Regions from separate parts of the Homo sapiens genome. Here region 2 is linked to region 1. A link is a loop called in an ENCODE intact Hi-C map of the cell type or tissue named here. Cell type or tissue: HCT116. All regions are shown on one strand. Links, peaks and the distances in the headings refer to the core of each region. The heading gives the core; the rest is flanking DNA. Region 1 has its middle 54 kb from the start of ARHGEF3. Region 2 has its middle 40 kb from the start of ARHGEF3-AS1.

Region 1 (10,773 bases), core at 1,072-9,071:
AAGGAGGAAGAGTCTGAGGTACATTCTATAGCTTTGTGGGAAGAGGGGATGCTTCCGGCAGGATCTTTGGGATTTGGCAGTGGCAGACTCTACTCTTTGCTCCCTGCAAGGCCCTGAACAGCCTCCTGAGGGCCCAGCAGATCCAGGCCTTTCCGACCCCAGCCCTCAGTCCCCAGGCCCTTGTACATTTTATACTCAGGTTCCATTTAAGAAGTGGGAGATCCATAGCCCCTTCTGTAAATGTATCAAGAGAGAAAATCCCGGGCTCAGGGAACTTTGAAGCCTCTGCTTTAGCCACTGCCCCCAAGCCTCCATTGGGCTCAAATTTCCTTGCTTTTCCTGCTAGGAAGACTGTTTCTTTTGCATGCTTTCACCTGGGCAATCTAGGTTTTAAATTTTGAGCATTTGAGGAGCTTGTGTTGGTTTTCTACCAAACCTAGATGATAGATTAGGTTCCAGTTCCTTCCAGCCCCAAGCTTTCTAGACAATCTAAGGCCATCCTTTGACTTCTTCAAAGTTAGATGGCCCCTAAGACTCCTCCATGTCCCACCCCAGTCTGAAGTTGATGGCCAAAGTCCCAGGCAGAAGGCACCAAAAGGGAAGATACCACCCTGGCACTGACCACCACTCACTGGTGACAGGCGCTTCATACTGCAGCAGCCCCTCTGCCTACATAACAAGCCTGAGAGGTGCTTATCATCACACTTGTCTTACAGGAAGCTAAAGCCGACATGGTTTCTTTTCTCCAAGACTTTGCAGATTTGCACAGGGGCCTCTCCTAGCCATGAATCTCCTCTCCTTTCCCTGCAGCAGGGGGCTGGAGGTGCTTTATTTCTGCCGCATTGCCTTTTCATTGTGGGCCTAGAGACCACTCATAAAGGCAGATCTTCTTTGTTCTTTAGTAGCCATGATTCAAGAGAAGCCCTGGTATCGCTCTTCCTTACAGCTGACCATTGCCAGCTTCTGAGCACGAAATGAACTTGGCACGTATTAATCACGTCATCCCCCACCAACCATTAGGCAGATCTTTTTAGAAACATAAATCAGATTACACTCCTTAGTCAAACTCTCCAGTAACTTCCAGGGGCTTCCATGGGGTCTCTAAACTTGGATTGGAAAAAAAATTACATCTGTATTTTCACTAACCTCCAACTGAAATTTACATTTCCTTTCTATAAATGAGGACAAAAAACCACAGCAATATCAGCAGTTACTTGTGACTTTGTCACCAAAAGAACCCACTGTGATTTTCTCTTCACATTATACTGGTTACATATATCTCAGAATATTTTGTATGCCCATTTGATTGTAAAATGACAGTAGTGGTTAGATCTGCCACCATATCTGTTATTTAAACAGGCTAGACACAGTGGCTCACACTTTGGGAGGCTGAGGTGGAAGGACTGCTTGAGGCCAGGAGCTAGAGACCAGCCTGGGCAACATAGTAAGACCCCATCTCTACAAAAAAATTATAAAATCAGCTGGCCATGGTTGCACACACCTGTAGTCTCAGCACACTACTCAGGAAGCTAAGGCAGGAGGATCACGTGAGCCCAGGAATTTGAGGCTGCAGTGAGCCATGATCGTACCACTACACTCCATCCTGGGTGACAGAGTGAGACTCTGTCTCTAAAAAATAAAAATAAAAAATAAATATGAACAAAGAAGTTATTTAATAAATTAGATTTTTATGTTGCAAATTATATTTTATTTTTAATTAAATTGTTTGTTTATATTAATTTTTATCTATCTATCGATCTATCTATCTATCTATCTATCTATCTCTCTTGAGACCAGGTTATGAGACTGGCTAATTTTTGTATTTTTAATAGAGACAGGGTTTCGCCATGTTACCCAGGCTGGTCTGGAACTCCTGAGCTCAGGCAATCCACCCACCTCAGCCTCCCAAAATGCTGGGATTACAGGTGTGTGAACCATCATGCCCAGCTCAATGTAATGAGTTTTCTTAATCAGAAGTGTACCAACGGGGCTGGGTGTAGTGGCTCATGCCTGTAACCCCAGCACTTTGGGAGACCGAGGTGGGCAGATCCCTTGAGGTCAGGAGTTCGAGACCAGCCTGGCCAACATGGCAAAACCTGTCTCTAACTTAAAAAAAAAAAAAAAAATTAGCCTGGTGTGGTGGTTTGTGCCTGTAGTCCCAGCTACTCGGGAGGCTGAGATGGGAGAATCGCTTTAGCCTGGGAGGTGAAAGTTGCAGGGAGCCGAGATCTCTGCTCCACTGCACTCCAGCCTGGGTGACAGAGTGAGACCCTGTCTCAAAAAAAAAAAAGGTGTACCAAGGGGGTGGCAAGAGGGATGTGGGCTCAGTCTGCCCTGGATTTAGGCAACAAGGTGGTGTGCTTTTATTATTTAAAAACAATAATACAGGCTGAGCACGGTGGCTCCTGCCTGTGATCCCAGCACTTTGGGAGGCCGAGGTAGGCGGATCACGAGGTCAGGAGATCGAGACCATCCTGGCTAACACGGTGAAACCCTGTCTCTACTAAAAAAATACAAAAAATTAGCCGAGCCTGGTGGTGGGCGCCTGTAGTCCCAGCTACTCGGGAGGCTGAGGCAGGAGATTGGCGTGAACCCGGGAGGCAGAGCTTGCAGTGAGCCGAGATCACACCGCTACACTCCATCCGTCTCAAAAACAAAACAAAACAATAATACAGTCAACTTAAAGTCTATTCTTCTATGATCACTATAAGCTGGTAACTCTAAACAATGTCCATGATAAAAATACTCTTCCCTGGCGGGATAAATCACTCCCATAATCTCCCTGCCCCCACAGTCCCATCCTTGGTCTTTCATAATCCTACATTTTTTTGTTTTTGTCTTCGCCATTTAAAAACATTTTGCAAGCAGAGGTCCATAGGGTTCAGCAGGCTGCCTAGGAAGTATATAACACAGAAACAAGTAAGAATCCCTGACTTAAAATAAAATGTAGATCCACTTTCCTTGGCCTATAGGGCCCAAATGTCTAGGCTCCTGCCCACCTGCCAACCTCATTTCCCTCCACCCTCTCCATCTCTTGGCACCTTCTAATAAACCAGAATTTATTGATGCTACTGAAACATTCAAGGTTTATTCTTTCCTTTCTTATTCCCCCAGATATGACTCCCACCTTGTTCTGATCTCAGCTTTCAATGTCACCTCCTTGCAAAGGCCATTCCTGGTAACTCAATTTAAAGCAGGCCTTGCCCTCCCCGCAAGTGCTTTCTGTGCTGTTGTTACTATCTAAACCATCTGTTGTTCTTGTTGACTGTCTTCCTCCCCTCACCAGAAGGTAAACCCACAAGCACAGACAGGGACTGCCATTGTCAATTGTTATAATCTCTAGCATCTTGGCAGGCACTGGTAGGGGCTCAGTATCCTCAGAGCTGAGTTTGCTTCTCTTGAACTTTCTGTGGTAGCAGCCAGTTAATATATATTTAATTACTAGGCTTAAACCCATTAAAATTCCTACAAAACCTGGAAAAATGTACTCAGCTATAAAAATGCATGTGGATACAGTGAATGGATAGTGCAACCATTACAGTGAAGGAAAGAAGAAGCCTTTTTTTTTTTTTTTTTTTTTTTGAGACAGGGTCTTGCTCTGTTTCCCAGGCTGGAGTGCAGTGGTGCAAACATGGCTCACTGCAGCCTCCACCTCCCAGGCTCAAGCGATCCTCCTGCCTCAGCCTCCTGAGTAGCCGGGACTACAGACATGCACCACCATGCCTGGCTAATTTTTGTATTTTTTTATAGAGATGGGGTTCCACCATGTTGCCTAGGCTAGTCTTAAACTCCTGGGCTCAAGCAGTCTGCCACCTCAGCCTCCCAAAGTGCTACGATTACAGGCATGAGCTGCTAAACCAAGAAACTTTCAAAATGTAATTTGTAGGTCAGAAAAATGGTGCCAGAACTGGATGCAGTGGCTTGCATCTATAGTCCCAGCTATGCAAAGGCTAAAGCATAACTGGGCATAGCTTGAACCCAGGAGTTTGAGGCTGTAGTGTGCTACGATTGTGCCTGTGAATAGCCACTGCACTCCAGCCTGGGCAACATAGTAAGAGGCTGTTTCCTAAAAAAGAACCAAAGAGCAAAGAAACTTTTTAGAGAAAAGGAAAAGGAAATGGCACCAGATTCCCCCATCTCCCCGCTTCTTTGGTGTTATAGCCGTTTGGAGAAAGCAACAGGAATCCTGACTCACAGAGCCTTAGATAGAGATGCTTTGTATGTCACAGAATAAAAAGTACAGAGTTAGGTCAATCCCTGATTGACTGACTCAATTACTAAACTATCACCAAACACACAAGTCCTTTCCATCTCCTTAAACTCTTTGTGCTCTTCAGGCTGGTGTCCCTCATGGTTGCAAGATGGCTGCCAGTAGCCACTGGGTTGATATGTTTCCCTTTTCCAGCAAATAAGTTCTTCCCTTTAGTGTGATTGGGTACATTAGGTCACATGCTTGTCCCTGGGTCAATAATAGTCCCAGGAGGAATGCCATGAAGATTGACTCAGACTCTGCCTTGGGGATGAACGGGGTGAATAGTTGCGGAAAATAGGAGTTCCTTAAAGAGGGAGAAAGGGAAATCAACGTTAGGAAGGCAACCCACCGTGGCCACTGTAGATGTGGCTTGTTTTAAAATCAAATTTATTTTTGTTTTAATTTTGAGGAATAACCACTTAGAATAGCTTCTGATGGGAATGATCCTAATCTTTTTATTTTTTCAAATATGTAGGGCTTTTTTTCTTCTAGAAAAAAATTTTAAAAAATTATTGCCTTTATCTTGGCTTTGTTATCAGTCATGTGATCTGGCAGCTGAAGAAATATGGCCCATGGCTGCAGACTTGGATGCTTATATAACAGGCTTTGGTCTCCATAGTTAGTTTTAAATGGAGAGTGTGTGCCAGGGATTTGGAAAAGCTCTAATGTAAATTTTCAAAGAAATAACATTGCTTAGACCTTACTTAGATTATGAAGAGTAAGTTGGTTCATCTTGGGAGGCAGAGCAAAGCCTCTAAGCAAGCTCTGGAAAGCCTCTAGATTTTTTTTTTTTTAATTCCAGTTTTATTACAGCAGAAGTGTCAGCCACTATCTTGATGGATGCTATGAAGTTAAAAAAAAAAAACAAAAAACCTCTCAAGATGGAAAAGAATTTGGCTCACTTTAGGAAAATTCTAAAACAAGAGGTATAAGCAAATGAAGGGCTGTAGAAGGGCTGTAGCAGAGGAGGGAGGGCCCCAGAGACAGAGGTCAGGGAGAGGGGTTGGGACATGGTGGGTGGTGGGGAAGGGGGAGGGGGACCCAAGGAGAATCAAGCCATATCTGTAAAGAGGATCTGTATTCATGAATTACCGGTGTAATAAAACATAAATGAAAGACAGTGTCAGTTTATAAGCAATAAATAGACAAGTAAAATTGCAGTATTAGACTTGATGACATAAGAATCCTTCCATCCCATGTCAGCCCTTGAAAGCTCTGGAGTAAAAGGCTAGAGAAAGAGCCTGGATTTCCAAAAATGTTGACTCACTGTCCTTATAGACAGATACTAGACATAGATCATTTTCTTATTTTCTTTCTCTTTATCCTGTTCCTCTTATTATCCCTCCGCTTCCTTTTTATCCCCGAGTTACGTGTATTTTATGTGGCTTGGTATCTTCTGATGGCGACACCCCCCAGGACTGACTGGTTATGGACTCAGATTGTCCAGACCCCTACCAGACATCTCGTCCACCACTGGCCAGGCCCCTGGCCCCACATCTTCCTCCTCTGCGGCAGGGCCCCCTGCTGGTCTGCAGGCTCTCTGCTCCTTTGAGAGTAAAACAATGAAATGTCACAACCAGGAAAAGAAAAGAAGCCCTTTGAGCCAAGTAGTGGAATTGAAAAATGACACTTGTCTTTTCTGGGATATTGTTTTAGAAGTTAAATTTCCTTTCATTTTAGGGTTAAGCGTAAGTATTTGGAATGCCTTTTCTGACGGTAACTGTGTCATCATCATCTGTACATCTATGTCACAAATTTGGGAGAGCTGTGGTTCAGCATGACAGTTTTTCCTTCCACTTTAGTGTCGTAGTTGTATGTAGCAGTCATTTACAGGGGGTAGGAGAGTGGAGAAGGAGGGAAGACAGGCAGCCCAGAGTACTTTTTTTTTTTTTTTTGAGACAGTCTCACTCTTGCCCAGGCTGGAGTGCAGTGGCGTAATCTCGGCTCATTGCAACCTCTGCCCCCCAGGTTCAAGCGATTCTCCTGCCTCAGCCTCCCGAATAGCTGGGATTACAGGCACATGCCACCACGCCCAGCTAATTTTTGTATTTTTAGTAGAGAGGGGTTTTACCATGTTGGCCAGGCTGGTCTTGAACTCCTGACCTCAAGTGATCTGCCTGCCTCAACCTTCCAAAGTGCTAGGATTACAGGCAGGAACCACCACGCCCAGCCCAGACTACTTGTTTTTGCATCAGTAAAGGCCATTTATTGCTGCCAAATGAGTGTTTTGAAAAGAGTTAGCAAACGTGTATTTGAATTCCTGCTCTTCCACTTTTTAGATATGTGGTCTTGAGAAAAGACCTCCAGATAAAAATGGGAACAACAATAAATAGTGCTTGACAACCTTCAGTCTTTCCTATCTCAATAAAAACCCTTTGGTGACTGCAGGCACCCCTCCCTCCTGCCCCTCACCTCTCTCCCTCCTCTCCACCCACCTCAGCCTGGATTCCTCCTTTTCCCCTCCTCTGACCTTGTTATTGTACTCCATACTATTGTGTTGAATAAGTGACTCAACTGCCTTGGCCACCAGGTCTTGCCATGGCCATATCTAGTGACTTTTTCCACTCTGACCTCTGCCATGTGCTACATAAGATTGACTTTCTCTCTGTGACTGCACACTCTCCTGTTTACTGCTCACATTTCTGACCACTCCATCTTGGATTCCTTTGCAGTTACCCCTTCTTGTGTCCATCCCTTAATTGGGGGTGTCCCTCAGGGTCCTGACAGAGGCCTTTGGGATAGCTGCTTTTGAAGTTCTCCCCTAAACTTCTTACCTTTCCTACCTGCCCCCCAACCCCCCCACCCCTCTAGGTATTTGCATCCCCCCAAATAGTACCTATCTGTTGCCAAAGCCAGAAGCTGGGGTGGCATCATGGCCTCTTTCCTTTACCTTGTTTCCCACCAAATCTCAACCTGCCTGCCTTCTAAATATCTCCAGAGTCCTCCAGTTTTCTTCAGCCCAGTGACTCTACCTTTCAGAGGCTGCTTAGTCTTTGGCCTGCATTCCTGCTGCTAACTTGGAGATCTGCCTGCCTCCTTTCTGTCTCTCAAATCCATTCCCCACACTGAACCCGAGGCATCTTCCTAAAACACAAGTTGGGTTCCCGCTTCACCACTTTACATCCTTTGCTGCTTCTCCCTGTTTCCTTCAGAGAAAGCCTGAGGATAAATACTCCTCCTTAACGTGGCTTTGAGACCCAGCCCCTGCATGCTTGTGTCTTTCTCCATTGCACTGCTCCTTCTCCATATGCCAGCTAAACAGATCTGGGCTTCCTTGACATAGTCCTTTCTACCCTCTGGTCTTTCTGCCTGGAATCTTTCTTTTCTTTCCTTTGTCCTCACCCTTTTTGTGCCTAATTGTTTTTTTGTTTTGTTTTTTTAGATGGAGTCTCGCTCTGTCACCCAGGCTGGAGTGCAGTGGCGCCATCTCGGCTCACTGTAAGCTCTGCCTCTCGGGTTCACACCATTCTCCTGCCTCAGCCTCCCCAGTAGCTGGGACTGCAGGCGCCTGCCACCACACCCGGCTAGATTTTTCTATTTTTAGTAGAGACGGGGTTTCACCGTGTTAGCCAGGACAGTCTCAATCTCCTGACCTCGTGATCCACCCTCCTCGGCCTCCCAAAATGCTGGGATTACAGGCGTGAGCCACTACGCCTGGCCAATTGTCTTTCTATGTAACTTCTACTGAGAGCCCTCCCCTGACCCTCAAACAGAGGTGACCCCTCCGAAGGCTTCCATAGGAGCCCATGTTCTTACTTGGCGTGTAAGTGCCTGCAAAGCCTGGCATAACTCTTGGCATGTAGTATGTGCGTCACAAATACTCAACAAAGGAAGGGAAGGAATGAGCATCCATGGCTTGTGGAAGAGGTGTTATAAATTTTAAAGCATTCATTAATTTTGGTTCTTAACATTGAGCAACATAGTCTACAATAAAAATTGAGCCGGGCATGGTGACTCACACTTGTAATCCCAGCACTTTGGGAGACTAAGGCAGTCAGATCATCAGGTCAGGAGTTCGAGACCAGCCTGGCCAATACAGTGAAACCCCGTCTCTACTAAAAATACAAAAATTAGCCAGGCGTGGTGGCACATGCCTGTAATCCCAGCTACTTGGGAGGCTGAGGCAGGAGAATTGCTTGAACCCAGGAGACAGAGGTTGCAGTGAGCCGAGATGGTGCCATTGCACTCCAGGCTGGGGGACAAGAGCTAAACTCCATCTCAAAATAATAATAAAAATAATAAATAAAAATTGAGCAATAACTGTTGAGCAGCAAAGTAGCTCAGTTATATTTTTGAGTGTGGAAGATGTGAGCTTCCTTCTACACAATCTCTCGACCTTTTGGCTGGTAGACTTTTGGCTTGTCACCACCCCAGATTTTTCTTTAACAATGCATGTCCTCTGTTCTGTTACCTCTGTACCCCATGCTCAGGTACTACAGGAGGGTGCTGAATTGAAAGAAATAAGAAACACAGTTCATCATATGTATAGATTTCCATTTTTGGATCAAATTCAAAGTTTAAAAATCTGCTGTTCTTGGGAGGTCTTGTTTTCTTGAACACAAATGCCCCTGAATTTCAACTAGAGATTCTTGACTAAAGCACTTTCTGGCTATTTTTAGCCCTTACTTTTACTGTTTCTAAAATGCAATGCATGGTCTATACATCCATCGAGCAGACAAGGTTCCTTTTTGGAAGGAATAATTCTAGTGAGTCAAGGAAATGGTTGAGAGGATAGAGGGGACATGTCAGATCAGGGTTTGATGAATCAGCCAGCCCAGCCCGAAACTGAAAAGATTATCAGCTGCATATTTCACATTTTCTTCTCCAAGTTGACCATTAAGAATGGCATATTATACAATTGGGTTTTTTTACAGCATGTGAATCAACTTGTGACAATTCGGTAGGTTTTTTTTTTCTTTAATCCCATGAAACAAAAGAGAACTAGCTATGATTTTGGTCTGTAGAGATAAGGAGAAAGGATCATAGCTCTGTAGCTTTCTGCTGACGCATTAGAGAATTTGAAAAAACAGCAGTTTTGGTCTTTGGATGTGTGTGTGCACGTGTACACGCATGTGTGTGTAAGTGTGTCAGGCTGTACCTTCTGGGGACTGGTACTGCAATAGGGTCAGTGTGGTAGGTCCAGCAGTCCCCTTTTATCTGGTCTCTGACATCTCTGGGCTCTGATTCAATTCAAAGAAACTACAAAAGAACACTTACTCAGATTCTGCCTCCTGTGAGATGAAATCATCTAAGAAATCAAGAAAACGAAGGAAAATGAAAATACGTTCGAACATGCAGGGCACCATGGGGCCCTGGAGACTTCATCACAGAGGGTGCTCAGGAGGAAGATTCTCACTTCTACACTAGGGAATTTTTTCCGGAATGACCCATAGCTCTGCTGTCTAGTAGGCTTTCCCTGCCCAAGGGAAGGTCCAGGTTTGGGAAATACTAAGGTGGAAGCACAGTGAGTCATGTATGAGGAAGACTCACAGGTCCTCAGGGGTGACCACCCCTTCCAGGGTAAGGGTCAGATAACAGAGGCTCCAAGGGCCAAATCCACAAGGCTGGATGCCACCTGTAACCACTGACATTTTCTTACCCAGACATGATATGACCCATTAGCATAACATTAATACTGAATCTTTGTTAAAAGTAAAGTTCGTAAGACCAGGCATGGTAACTCGTACCTGTAATTGCAGCCCTTTGGGAGGCTGAGGTGGGTGGATCACTTGAGCCTGGGAGTTCAAGACCAGCCTGGGCAACATTGTGAATGCCCTGAGTAACTTAATTTTTTCTTCTTTTTGCTTTGTCTGTATCTTCTAATTTTTCTTCAGAGATTATATATTACTTACAAGTTTAAAAACAAATTGTTTTTAAAGAAAAGAGGGCCAGGCATGGTGGCTCATGCCTGTAATATTAGCACTTTGGGAGGCTGAGGTGGGTGGATCACTTGAGCCCAGGAGATTAAGACCAACTTGGGCGACATGGTAAAACCCCCTCTCTACATAAAATACAAAAATTAGCTGGGCATGGTGGTGTGCACCTGTAGTCCCAGCTACTTGGGAGGCTGAGGTGGGTGAATTGCTTGAACTCTTTCAGCCTACGGAACTGTAAGAAATAAATTTCTTTTCTTTACAAACCACCCAGCCTGTGGTATTCTGTTACAGCAACACAAAATAGACTAAGACAATAGTATTGAAGGAAAGACTGGAGAGACAAAAGCCCATTAGGAGGTGATAGAGATAGTCCAGGTGAGGATGATTCGGGTATTGAAGGAGGGCAGGAGAGAGGTGAGGTTCAAGCTGAATCCACAGTGCTAGGAGGGAGGTGGGAAGGTGATCATGAGGACTCAATAGCCTTTTGTCCTTAACTAGAGCTGAGACGGATGGAGGAGAAATGGGGTAGGGAGAAGGGAGGGTGTCCCTGCAGGCACAGAGGAAGTGAGGATATGGGGGACACATGTACCCACCCTTAGTACACAACCAGGGCCCTCAGGTGGAATCTGAGGGAATTCTCCACCA
Region 2 (10,773 bases), core at 1,548-9,547, 120 kb before region 1:
CCAATGTGGCAGAGCCCCAGTTCAGGGGTGGAGGCGGCGAATGAATATGTCACATTGTCGCCCTGTAGCGAGTGCAATGCTATTCTGGCTGCCCCAGTGCCAGGACAGTCTGAGCAGCAGTGATTTTTAAAGAGAATGTGTATTCCAATTTAAAATCCTGTGTTTTAAAGGCTGGGCGCGGTGGCTCACGCCTGCAATCCCAGCACTTTGGGAGGCCGAGGCGGGCAGATCGCCTGAGGCCAGGAGTTCAAGACCAGCCTGGCCAACATGGTGAAACCCTCTCTCTGCTAAAAATACAAAAATTAGCTGGTCATGGTGGCGGGCACCTATAGTCCCAGCTACTTGGGAGGCTGAAGCAGGAGAATCACTTGAACCCAAGAGGCAGAGGTTGCAGTGAGCTAGGATTGCACCATTGCATTCCCCGCCTGGGCGACAGAGTGAGACTCTGTCTCAAAAAAATCAAATCAAATCATGTGTTTCTGTTAGAAGATGTCCTTGTGTTTCTTTGCTTTTCTTCAGAAGCATTCATAGGCCAGGGGTGAAAAAACTACCATCTTTTACTCCAGAAGAAATATGACTTCCCATAATACTTTAGATTTCCAGTATCTGGAAGGGTAACTGATGTTGCTTTTGCTGATAGCAGGTAGCAAAGGTATTGGTCATTACGGGGCCACCAAGGATCCTGGAAGGATCCTTTTCTACTGTCCAAGGCCGGGCTCCCCTCCCCTGTTTTCTTTTCCTCCCCTCTCTAGTCCACTCTAAGAGCCAAACTAATCCAAATATTTTTCTTTCCTCTGTAGGCCCTTGGTGTTTCATAATCTAGAAAACTCTAGGGAGTAATGTTCACTTGATGTAGTTTCATGTTGGCAGTTAAAAATGAACTTTATAAAACAGACTTGTAGTCCATTTGGGAAATGCACAAAGTGATTTTTTAAAAAGTTATGCCACGATCAATATTATAGTGTTTTCCTTATCTTTTTTTTTAAACCTGTGAGTTTATTTATGTAACTTTATATTCTAGTTTTTCGTCCAGTATTTTAATATAATCATTGCCTCATGACAAGGGCAAATCAGACATCACAGTTTGCGGGGCTTGTCCACCTCCCTCCCTTCCTTGTAACATACTCGCCCACCCACCTACCCATCATGTGCTTGTCCACTTACCAACCATCCATCCATCATGGATTGAGGGGCTCTTCTCTGAGGAACAGGGCTGGGTTCTAAGAAACAATTATCAATGCGACAGGCAGGGTCCCTGCCCTTGGGGAGTTACTGCTATATAGTGGAACCAGTGTGTAAGTAAACACAGGGGAAAATGGCAGATTGTGGGGGTCTCTGGGTGGTGGGCAGGGGGCTGCAGCCCACGGTGTGGTTTTGACTTCCATGCATGGATGGCAGCTCAGTGGTTGTGTAAGCTCTTGTGGCTGCTGTGTGTCTGTGAGGCTATCCACAATGGGAGGCTGGATTTAAACACTAGATCTGGAATTTCCCTACAAAAAGGTGCCCCCATGAGTGCTCAGGACTGTGGGGTCCTTCTATGTGGGGTGAACTGAGGGACTGTACAGTGTGGCAGGGTCAATTATTGAGCTGGGATAGCCAGTCTTTTTTTTTTTTTTTTTTCTCGAGACGGAGTCTCGCTCTGTCACTAGGCTGGAGTGCGGTGGCACAATCTCAGCTCACTGCAACCTCCGCCCCCAAGGTTCAAGCAATTCTCCTGCCTCAGCCTTCCGAGTAGCTGGGACTACAGGCGTGCACCACCACGCCTGGCTAAATTTTGTATTTTTAGTAGAGACAGGGTTTCACCATATTGGCCAGGATGGCCTCGATCTCCTGACCTCATGATCCGCCCGCCTCTGGCTCCCAAAGTGCTGGCATTACAGGCGTCAGCCACTGCTTCCGGCTGATAGTCAGTTTTAAAAGGAGACATGAACCTGACCCAGCATGCTGACCCTGCAGAAGGGGGCTGTGTTGTAAATGCATTGTTCTCTGGTGTTAGAAATTGCATAGTTATTTGTAGCATCACAGGTACTATTGGAGGCGAGGGGATTTTTTAGAGGGATTTCTTAGAAAGCTTTATGTCTGCAGCAGAGTCTGAAAGGATATACACCAGGCCAGGGATCACCAACTCTGAGTGTGACAGAGACCAGGCAGGACCTTACATGAGTGGCCAGGGAAGGGCAGGGGTCACAGTGGGGAGGGATGGAGACCCCAAGAGCCCATGGTCCATCTGAAGGGGGCAGCTACCACTCAACCCTAGCAGACCATGGTCACTTGTGGAAATAGGGGCCCTTAGTGATGAGATTTTTTAAAATATTGAACTGAAGCTAGAGACTGTACCTGATTTCTAAATGAAATCTAGATTTTTAAATGTTGGATGCTACCTCAAAAATAAATACATATATACATACATACACCCTAGGGGTCATATAAAATATACCAGCAGTCTTCCCATTTCTGACTTGTACCTCAAATTTAACTTAGAAGTTAAATTATTATTTTTTTTATTGCTTACTTGTTTACATTTTAATTTTGTTTGTTTGCCTTTGTAATGAGCATATGATATTTATTTGTAAGCAGGAAAGAAGAAGGAAGACATCTTTATAACCCAAAGGGCTCCCTACCCTTTAATTTTTGTTGATGGTCCCTGGGCAGGTGGGTGACGGTCAGGTTGCCTGGACTGCGGGGCTGGCTGCTGGAGTGTTTGCTCGGTGGGAAGAGGACCCATATCCAGAAAGAGGAGGAAGGACAGCCAGGGGTTCTGCAGGCCAGGTCCCAGGGCTGCTGACCAAGGCAGCAGACAGGTGGGGACCTGGGAGCACACTAGGCACTCACTCATTCCATCATCCATTTCCTCATTCATTCATTCATTCACCGGATGTATACTGGGTACTTATGGTTCAGAGACCTGATCTGGGCCTTAGGGTTATAGCAGCGAACAAAGTAGACAACAATCTCCACCCTTATGGGATTCAAGAAACAGTAAGTAAGACATAGGGTAGGTCTGATGGTGCTAAACACCATTGAAAACAGGCAAGAGGGGTGGATAGGAAGGCTGGAGAGGGCCACAGTTTCCAACAGGATGGTCTGAGAGAGTCCCACTGAGAAGAGCCCTGAAGGAGGGGTTTCGCTCCATTACACATGAATTAAGTGCTTACTGTGTGCTAGGCACTCTGGATGGTCCCCTGGGAACATTCCCATTTTGATGCTTTCTTTAATGAACTTTTGCAAAGAAACAAAGCATAGTTCTTTTGGTTGCATGTGACAGAAATAGAATGTACGCTTGCTTACTTTTTTTTTTTTTTTAAAGAGAGCTCACTTTTTATCACTGGCAAGTCTAGTGATAGGCTACCTTCAGGCATAGCTCGATCCAGGTGGTTAATCTGTGTCATTAGGAGCCTTCTCTCTCTTGGTCTCTTGCTCTGCTTTCCCCAGGTTAGCTTCTTTCTCAGGTAAGCTTTCTGCACAAGATGCCCTGCACAGCTCCAAGTTTGCATCTCATCAGCTCAGTGCCTGTCCCAGAAGGACTGTATATCTGTTCTTTAATGCCAGCCAAAGTCTTGGGGCCACTCCCACTGAACAGGCCAGGTTACATGCCCATCTCTGGAGCCTGGGGTTGGCCCTTCCTGAATCACAGTGTCCCAAAGGGGAGAGGGCATCCCCCAACAGAAAATCTGGGTGCTGTTAGCAGAAGAATGGGGACTAAATGCTGGGCAGTGAGGAACAGCAGATGTCCACTCTGACAACACTTGGATTAAGGAAGCAGGAAGGGCTGAAAAAACAGCCTGAAAACAGGGAGACCTTCAAGGGTCCCAGCCTGTGACCAACAGACCATGTGAGCTTGGCCAGGTCTTAGTGCTCCAGTCCCTAAATGAGGGTGGTCAGCTGGTTCTCTGAGGATCCTTCCAGCTTGTGATCTGTTTGAGTTTTAGATACATTATCTGAAAACAGATATGACTGAATTAAATTACCAGGTTTGAAATAATACAGGGTTATGGATCCTGGGTAGAAGTTTTTTTTTGTTTTGTTTTTATTCAACAACTAGCTCTGTTGGTGAATTGCTGAGGAAGCCGTGAAGGACATGAGACCCACCTCTGCTCAAGCTATGCTGCTCCTTGCTGGTGGCACCTACCTACACCTCTGCCTTTATAGTGTGCAGCAAAGCTTTGCCAACTTTTCAGTCTGGTAATGGAAAGTGAGCTTCACTGTCATGGATGTCATGCTTTAAAGGCTAGAATGATGCATTAAGAAAGATTTACCCTGGCCTCATCTTCCAGTGCAAACTTATGAGTAGGCCATAGTTGAAACATGACTACCAACAGCTGTAGGGAAAACCAGCTGTGTGGACATCGGCATGTGTTTCCAAGACACCAAGCAGATATCTCAGTCCAGAATTTTGTTTTAATGGTTATATCTTATCTTGACAGACACATACCAATGTATTTCCCCAGGAAGATGGGGAGGGAAGACAGGGATTGCTCCTTGGCGACTCTGCTGATGTGACTTTCTGTTAGTCAGACGTCTGCAGGGGCCAGCATTTGTGTTGAATGGTGGAAGGCTTGGGAGTGAGTCATCTCAAAGCCAGAAAACCATGCATCACCCTCTCCAGGAAGTACTGGCAGTCATACAATTGCACAAGTAGGCAGCCACAGGCCATGTGGATATTGAGGTGGGTAGTGCAGTCAGGCAAGAGCCTCGGAGGCCGATGAACTTGACTTGAAGCCTGGTAGCATTGCTGCTTCTTGGCTGTGTGACCCAAGTCAAGTTACTTGAGCTCTCTGCACCTGAGTTTCCCATCTGTAAATCTGAACGATAATGGCACCCACTCGTAGGAGAACATACTTCAGGTTCTTGTCAGCCAGAATAATGACTACTGTTGGTAGTGGTGCCATTCCTAATGGGCTAATAGGAGACAGAGTGACATAATATTCATAGCAGCTAACATGCACTTTACATATTAGGACCATTGTACTCATTATGGGTACTGTTCTTAGCTCTTCTAAGAGCTAAGGTAGATAACGTGATTATTCCCACTAACCTACGTAGGTACTATATATGGTCCCGACCCACAATGAGTCGCCTTACAGTTTTTAGCCTTTCTGATGGTGTGAGAGTGACACGTATCCAGGAGAAACTGTACTTTGAGTCCCCATACAGCCATTCTTCTTTTTTTCACTTTCAGTACAGTTTTCAGTAAATTACATGAAATATTCACCACTGTATTACAAAACAGGCTTTGTGTTTAATAATTTTGCCCAGTTGTAGGCTAATGTGAGTGTTCTGGGCATGTTTAAGTGGGCTAGGCTTTAAAAGCATGCATTAAGGTGCCAAATCCAGATAATTCTATATTTTCACAATGTGGCATAAGCAAGTCTTCTTGCTACTGCCTTACTTATTGGATTTGTAGGGTAAGCTGAGCTGTGATGTTTGGTAGGTTAAGGGTATTAAGTGCATTTTCGACTTACCATTGTAAGTTGAGGTGCGCGTGAGTTATCATCATCATTCTCAATTCACAAATGAGGAATCTGAGGCACAAAGAGTTAGGTAACCTGCCTGGAGTCACAGGGCAAGTGAGTGGTCGATGTGTGATCAGAACCCACGCAGCTGGTTCCAGAGCCCTTGCTTCTAACCACCACCGTCAGTAGTCTCACTGCAGAAATAAGAGCTGCACAGGATGCTTCCTATAGGTCAGGAAATGTTCTAAGCACCTTCTAAGGATTGAGTCCTTTAACTCTCATAACAACCAAACCCTTGTAAGTTGGTACAATTATTTTCCCCATTTTCTAGATGAGGAAACTGAGTCACCCACAAAGGGCTAAGAAAAGGAATTCACATCCTCGTTGGCTGGCTGATTTAAGACAGGGAAGCTGACCTCTCTGAGCCCCAGCGTTGCCATGGGCTGAGAGGCGATCTAGGATAAGCACCACCTGCAGTCGTGATGTGGACCAGACCTTCTTTGGAGGGGGCCTACTTTATTCCTAGTGAGGGCCTTGCTCACAGACCCCGGCTTTATTCCTGGGCCTGTGCCTTGTCTCTGGCTGCCTGTGGCAGCTGGACAGGGCTGAGAGCCCTTGGGAAGGTGTGGCATCTTGGGGGAAGAGGATTTTGAAGAGATGCCTCTGCCCCTGGCTTGGGCCTCCTGTGGCAGCAGGAACGAGCTTGGCCCTACCACGGATGCAATGGCAAATAACACTGTGAACCTGTCCCAACCACTGCAGGGCAAACAGTTGAATATATCTGGGTCTCAGTTTACTCAGTTGCAAAATGGGATGAGTGTGGAATGAAAGCATGCAATTAAAGGTGCCAAATCCAGATAATTCCATATTTTCACAATGTGGAATAAGTAAGTCTTTTTGCTGCTACCTTATTGGATATGTAGAAATTTTCAAGGAGCTTTCTTTCTTTTAGAGGTAAGGTCTCACTGTGTTGCCCAGGCTGGAGTACAATGGTGCAATCATAGTTCACTGCAGCCTGGGCTCTGGGCTCAAGCCATCCTCCCACCTCAGTCTTCCAAGTAGTTGGGACTACAGGTGCATGCCACTATGGCCGGCTAATTTTTTTATTTTTTGTAGAGGTGAGGGCTCACTTTCTTGTCCAGTCTGGTCTTGAACTCCTGGCCAGAGGTGATCCTCCAGCCTTAGTCTACCAAAGTGCTGGGATTATAGGTGTGAGCCACTGTACCCAGCCTCAAGGGGCTTTCTTAATAACTGGTTCCTATTGTTGGCTGTGTGAGCTCTGTCTAGCTTCTCCCTCTCTGGCAATGTTAGGAGCTGTACCCTTATTGCTAGGCCCATGTTTGTGGTTATTTTGTCCAATTAATTATCGTTAGGATGAACTTTTGGGTCATTTTAATGCTCTTGGAAAATGATGTCAAATTACCCTGTGGAAATTTCACGTCAATATATACATTTATAGTTGTGAAGCACAGTGCCTGTTTTCTCCACATTCTTTCTTGCATTTGATATGCCCATATAGAAGTTGCTAATTTGAAATATAAACATGCTAACTTATTTAAATTTCCATTTGGCTAGTTAGTAGGGAGGGTGAGTACTTTTTGTTTGTTTATTGATTGATTGGGTTTTTTATTTTGTGAGCTATGTTATGGCAAAGCATTTCAGTTTTCTTTTTCAAATAAACTAAAATTTTCTTATTACAAAAATGTACATGTCATAAAATTTTAGACAGTGTAGGAACGTGTGACATGGCACATGCAAGTTCCCCGGATCAATCCTAACCTTGAGAAATCACCACTGCTGACAGTATGGGAATGATAATTCCAGAATCTTCTAGAAATTTTTGAGTGCTATCCATTTGACTTTAAAGACTTCTGAAGGTTCATTCATGGTTTTCATGTGTTAAAAGGTGTTTTGTCCAGTGACATCTTTGTCAAATAAAGGTAGTAGGCTTATTTTGATAAATTTATCTTTTCAGAGAAGCCATGTAGCCTAGTACGGGGCGGGGGTGACCGCACCTGGGGTCCCCACTGAATGCTGGCATGTCTCCCTGTGCTCAGCAGGGTGTATATGGATCTGTTGGCCTTGTCTGGTCTGTTGACAGGATTGCTTTTTGTCTCTACTGTCAGGCTGTTGAGCTGGAAGGGCAGTGACGGGAGGCTGAGGGGCTTCTGCTCTTTTGACAGTCCCAGCACCATTGCCTTAGTGATAGTCACAGCCAGTTTCTACTCTCTATGTACTTTGTGTGCTTGAGTTTACTTAAACCTCACAACAGCTCTGTGAGGTGTAAAACCTAATATTATTCCTATTTTTCATAGTCTAAGACATGGATTCCTAGAGGCCGAACCCATTTGCTTAGGGCCACAAGATAGCCAGCTGGAACTCAATTCCAGCCCTGCCAGGCACCAAGTCCCCTGGAGATGTTAGCTGTTCACTTTGCAAATCTCCATTTCTCTGCACCATCTCTCCATGAGCCCCATCTCCCTGTCAGCCTGTGTATTTATTGGCCTGGTCCAGATGTGTCCAGGGACCTGGGGAACCTCCCATCGGTTCCCATTATTATAAAGACTTTGAGCAAGTTGGGGGCAGGTAAAAGGACATGTCTCTCCAAGGGCTGCATCCCAGAATCAGGGCTCCCGAGTGAGTGGGAAGAGCATCTTTGCCTGGGTCATAAAGTGTGGTTGCCATGGCGGCAGCATGGCAATGCTGATGCAAGTGCTGGCCCTGTTCCCAGGAGCCCATCTGGTGAGCTGAGAGTTAGTGAGGGGCCCAAGAGAATGGGGCTTGCTCTGCCCTGTGCTTTAGATGGACCATGTTTGATAGAAATATTTGGTAAGTAGCACGTAGCTGATAATTACAGTCATTTTTCTCGCCCCAGTTTGTGGCTCTTGTGGATTAGGCAGCCAGAAAAATCTTGATGCAACTTGGTGGAGCTCTGGGGCAGGATCCTGGAATTGGACTGTCTGGCCTTACCCTTTAGTAGCTGTGAGGCATTTCTAAATCTAAGCTCTCAGTGCCACAGCTTCCTCATCTGTTACAGCCCTTATTCCACAGGGCCCCTGTGAGGATTAAATGAGTTAATCCTCATAAAAAGCACAGTACGAATAGTAGTAGTAGTATGAAAATAGTACTAATATTACCCTCTTTTACTCAGAATTACCTCATACCCGCCACTCCCTTTTTTTAGCCGTCATTGAGGTCTGCCAGGATTCAGCATGGTGGCTTGCTGTTTGGTGCAGTGCTGAAATCAGTGGCCTTGACATTACCTTCCTTTCTACCACATGAGCTCTAACAAGCCTGACGCAGTTCCACTCCCACATTTCACTGACAGTTTGGGAATAAACATGTTTTTATGTGTGGCCCCAGTCACTGCCAAAAACAGCATTTATGGAGCATCTAATTACCTTGGAGACTGTGGTGGGTCCTGTATTGGAGTCAATAAACTGCTTTAAGCAATGCTGGCTAATTTAAGAATTTTTGGCATTTTAAACTGTTAGGATCAACAGAACATTTATTATAAATGCCCATATCTGAGGACCCACTTTTAAGATTGCAATGTTCATTTTGGAGGGGTTGGGCCACCTACATATGGATTTATTAGTTTCTGATCAATATAGTATTGAATAAAATATAAAGACTTTCTTCTGCTCCTCCCAGGGCAAGAAGCCCTTACGGAGTACCTGTTTGATAGAAACTAGTAAAGTATGGTATCTAGAGATATAATTTTTGAGTAAAGAGTTTTCTAGGATTTGAAAAACATGAATTGACCGGATGCAGTGGCTCACACCTGTAATCCCAGCACTCTGGGAGGCCGAGGCCGGCAGATCACTTGAGGTCAGGAGTCCAAGACCAGCTTGGCCAACATGACGAAACCCCGTCTCTACTAAAAAATACAAAAATTAGCCAGGTGTGGTGGTGGTCGCCTGTAATCCCAGGTACTCGGGAGGCTGAGACAGAAGAATTGCTTGAACGCAGGAGGTGGAGGTTGCAGTGAGCCAAGATTGCGCCACTGCACTCCAGCCTGGGCAACAGAGCAAGACTCTGTCTCAACAACAACAACAAAAAACACCTTCTAAGCGTTGATTATTTGATCGAAATCTCTTTAAAATGTTAAGAAAACTGAGCCATTAAATGTTTTAAATTGAAATTACCCTTCTATTAAAAGTATAATATGCACACAGAAAAGTTTACCATTAATCTCCATGGATATTTTTATTTGCAGATGTAGAAAAACCAGTGAATAAGACTAATCTCTGATCTTTATTGTTTTTATTATTTTTTTTTAAGTCCTGTTATACTTCATGTAAAGAGAACCAACTCAGTATTGGCTCTGCGCCTGGTACATAGTAAGTGTTTGAGTTTCCATCTCCTTTCCTCTGTTGTGGCTGCTTCTGCAATGGTTTTAACATCTGTTTCTCTGTTCATCAACTCTAGAGCCAGATTGCCTGGGTTTGAATCCCACTCTGATGCCTACTAGCTGTGTGATTTTGGGCAAGTCACTTAACCTGTCTGAGCCTCAGTTTTTTCACCTGTAAAGTGGGAGTAACAAATATATCTACTCATAAAAGTTTTTTGAGGACAAAATGAGTTAGTATTTATTTAGCATTCAGAACAGTGTCTGGCTATGACACAGTGAGCCCTCTGTAAGCACTGGTTCTTTATTTTTTATTTATTATTATTATTATTTTTTGAGACAGAGTCTTGCTCTGTTGCCCAGGCTGGAGTGCTGTGGTGCAATCTTGGCTCACTGCAACCTCCACCTCCTGGGTTCAAGCGATTCCCCTGCCTCAGCCTCCCGAGTAGCTGGGACTACAGGTGAGCACCACCACGCTCGGCTAATTTTTGAATTTTTAGTAGAGACGGAATTTCACCATGTTGGCCAAGCTAGTCTCATACTCCTGACCTCAAATGATCCGCCTGCCTCGGCCTCCCAGAGTGATGGGATTACAGGTGTGAGCCACCGCACTCAGCCAGAACTGGTTCTTTTTAAACAGTGAACCCTTGACAACGTTCTCTATGACAGAGAGATTGAGGGTACCCCCAGTCCATATGATAATGGGCAGTGGTGCTGATGAGTTAGGGAGCCCATGACCTGATCCCACATCCGTCTCATCAGTGGAGAGCTTTGGTCTTATTTCAAACAAGGAGGAGGGGCCCTCAGTGTCGGTGCGTGGGAAGGCAGAGCACAAACAAGGAGTCCTGGTTAGAAAAATACACTCTCGGGAAAGAACAGGCTCTCCCCAGGCAAAACTTTAGAAAAATAACAATCTGCTGCTCCTTGATTAAAGGGTAGAAAACTAATTATCCTTTCCGGAGGGACGTG

What was found. A loop is a pair of places that touch in the nucleus more often than their neighbours do. Peaks named below come from ENCODE experiments on the same cell type or tissue, not always from the same donor. Only the 100,000 strongest peaks of a DNase experiment are listed, where the experiment ranks them.
Region 2: a loop joins it to region 1, with 2.9 times the contacts of the local background. A loop is called at or near these places in 35 of 110 quality-filtered maps.

Annotation. Positions count from the first base shown.
Region 1 is chr3:56,851,053-56,861,825 of GRCh38, reverse strand. It overlaps a transcript of ARHGEF3 not described here. Among named protein-coding and RNA genes, the nearest start is that of ARHGEF3, 54 kb to the right of the region's middle. RefSeq lists an enhancer at 8,618-9,817. In HCT116, for the core only: a CTCF peak has its summit at 5,764 (motif pointing left); no DNase peak of the experiment used is centred there.
Region 2 is chr3:56,974,785-56,985,557 of GRCh38, reverse strand. It overlaps a transcript of ARHGEF3 not described here. Among named protein-coding and RNA genes, the nearest start is that of ARHGEF3-AS1, 40 kb to the right of the region's middle. In HCT116, for the core only: no CTCF peak of the experiment used is centred there; a DNase peak (open chromatin) is centred at 4,567.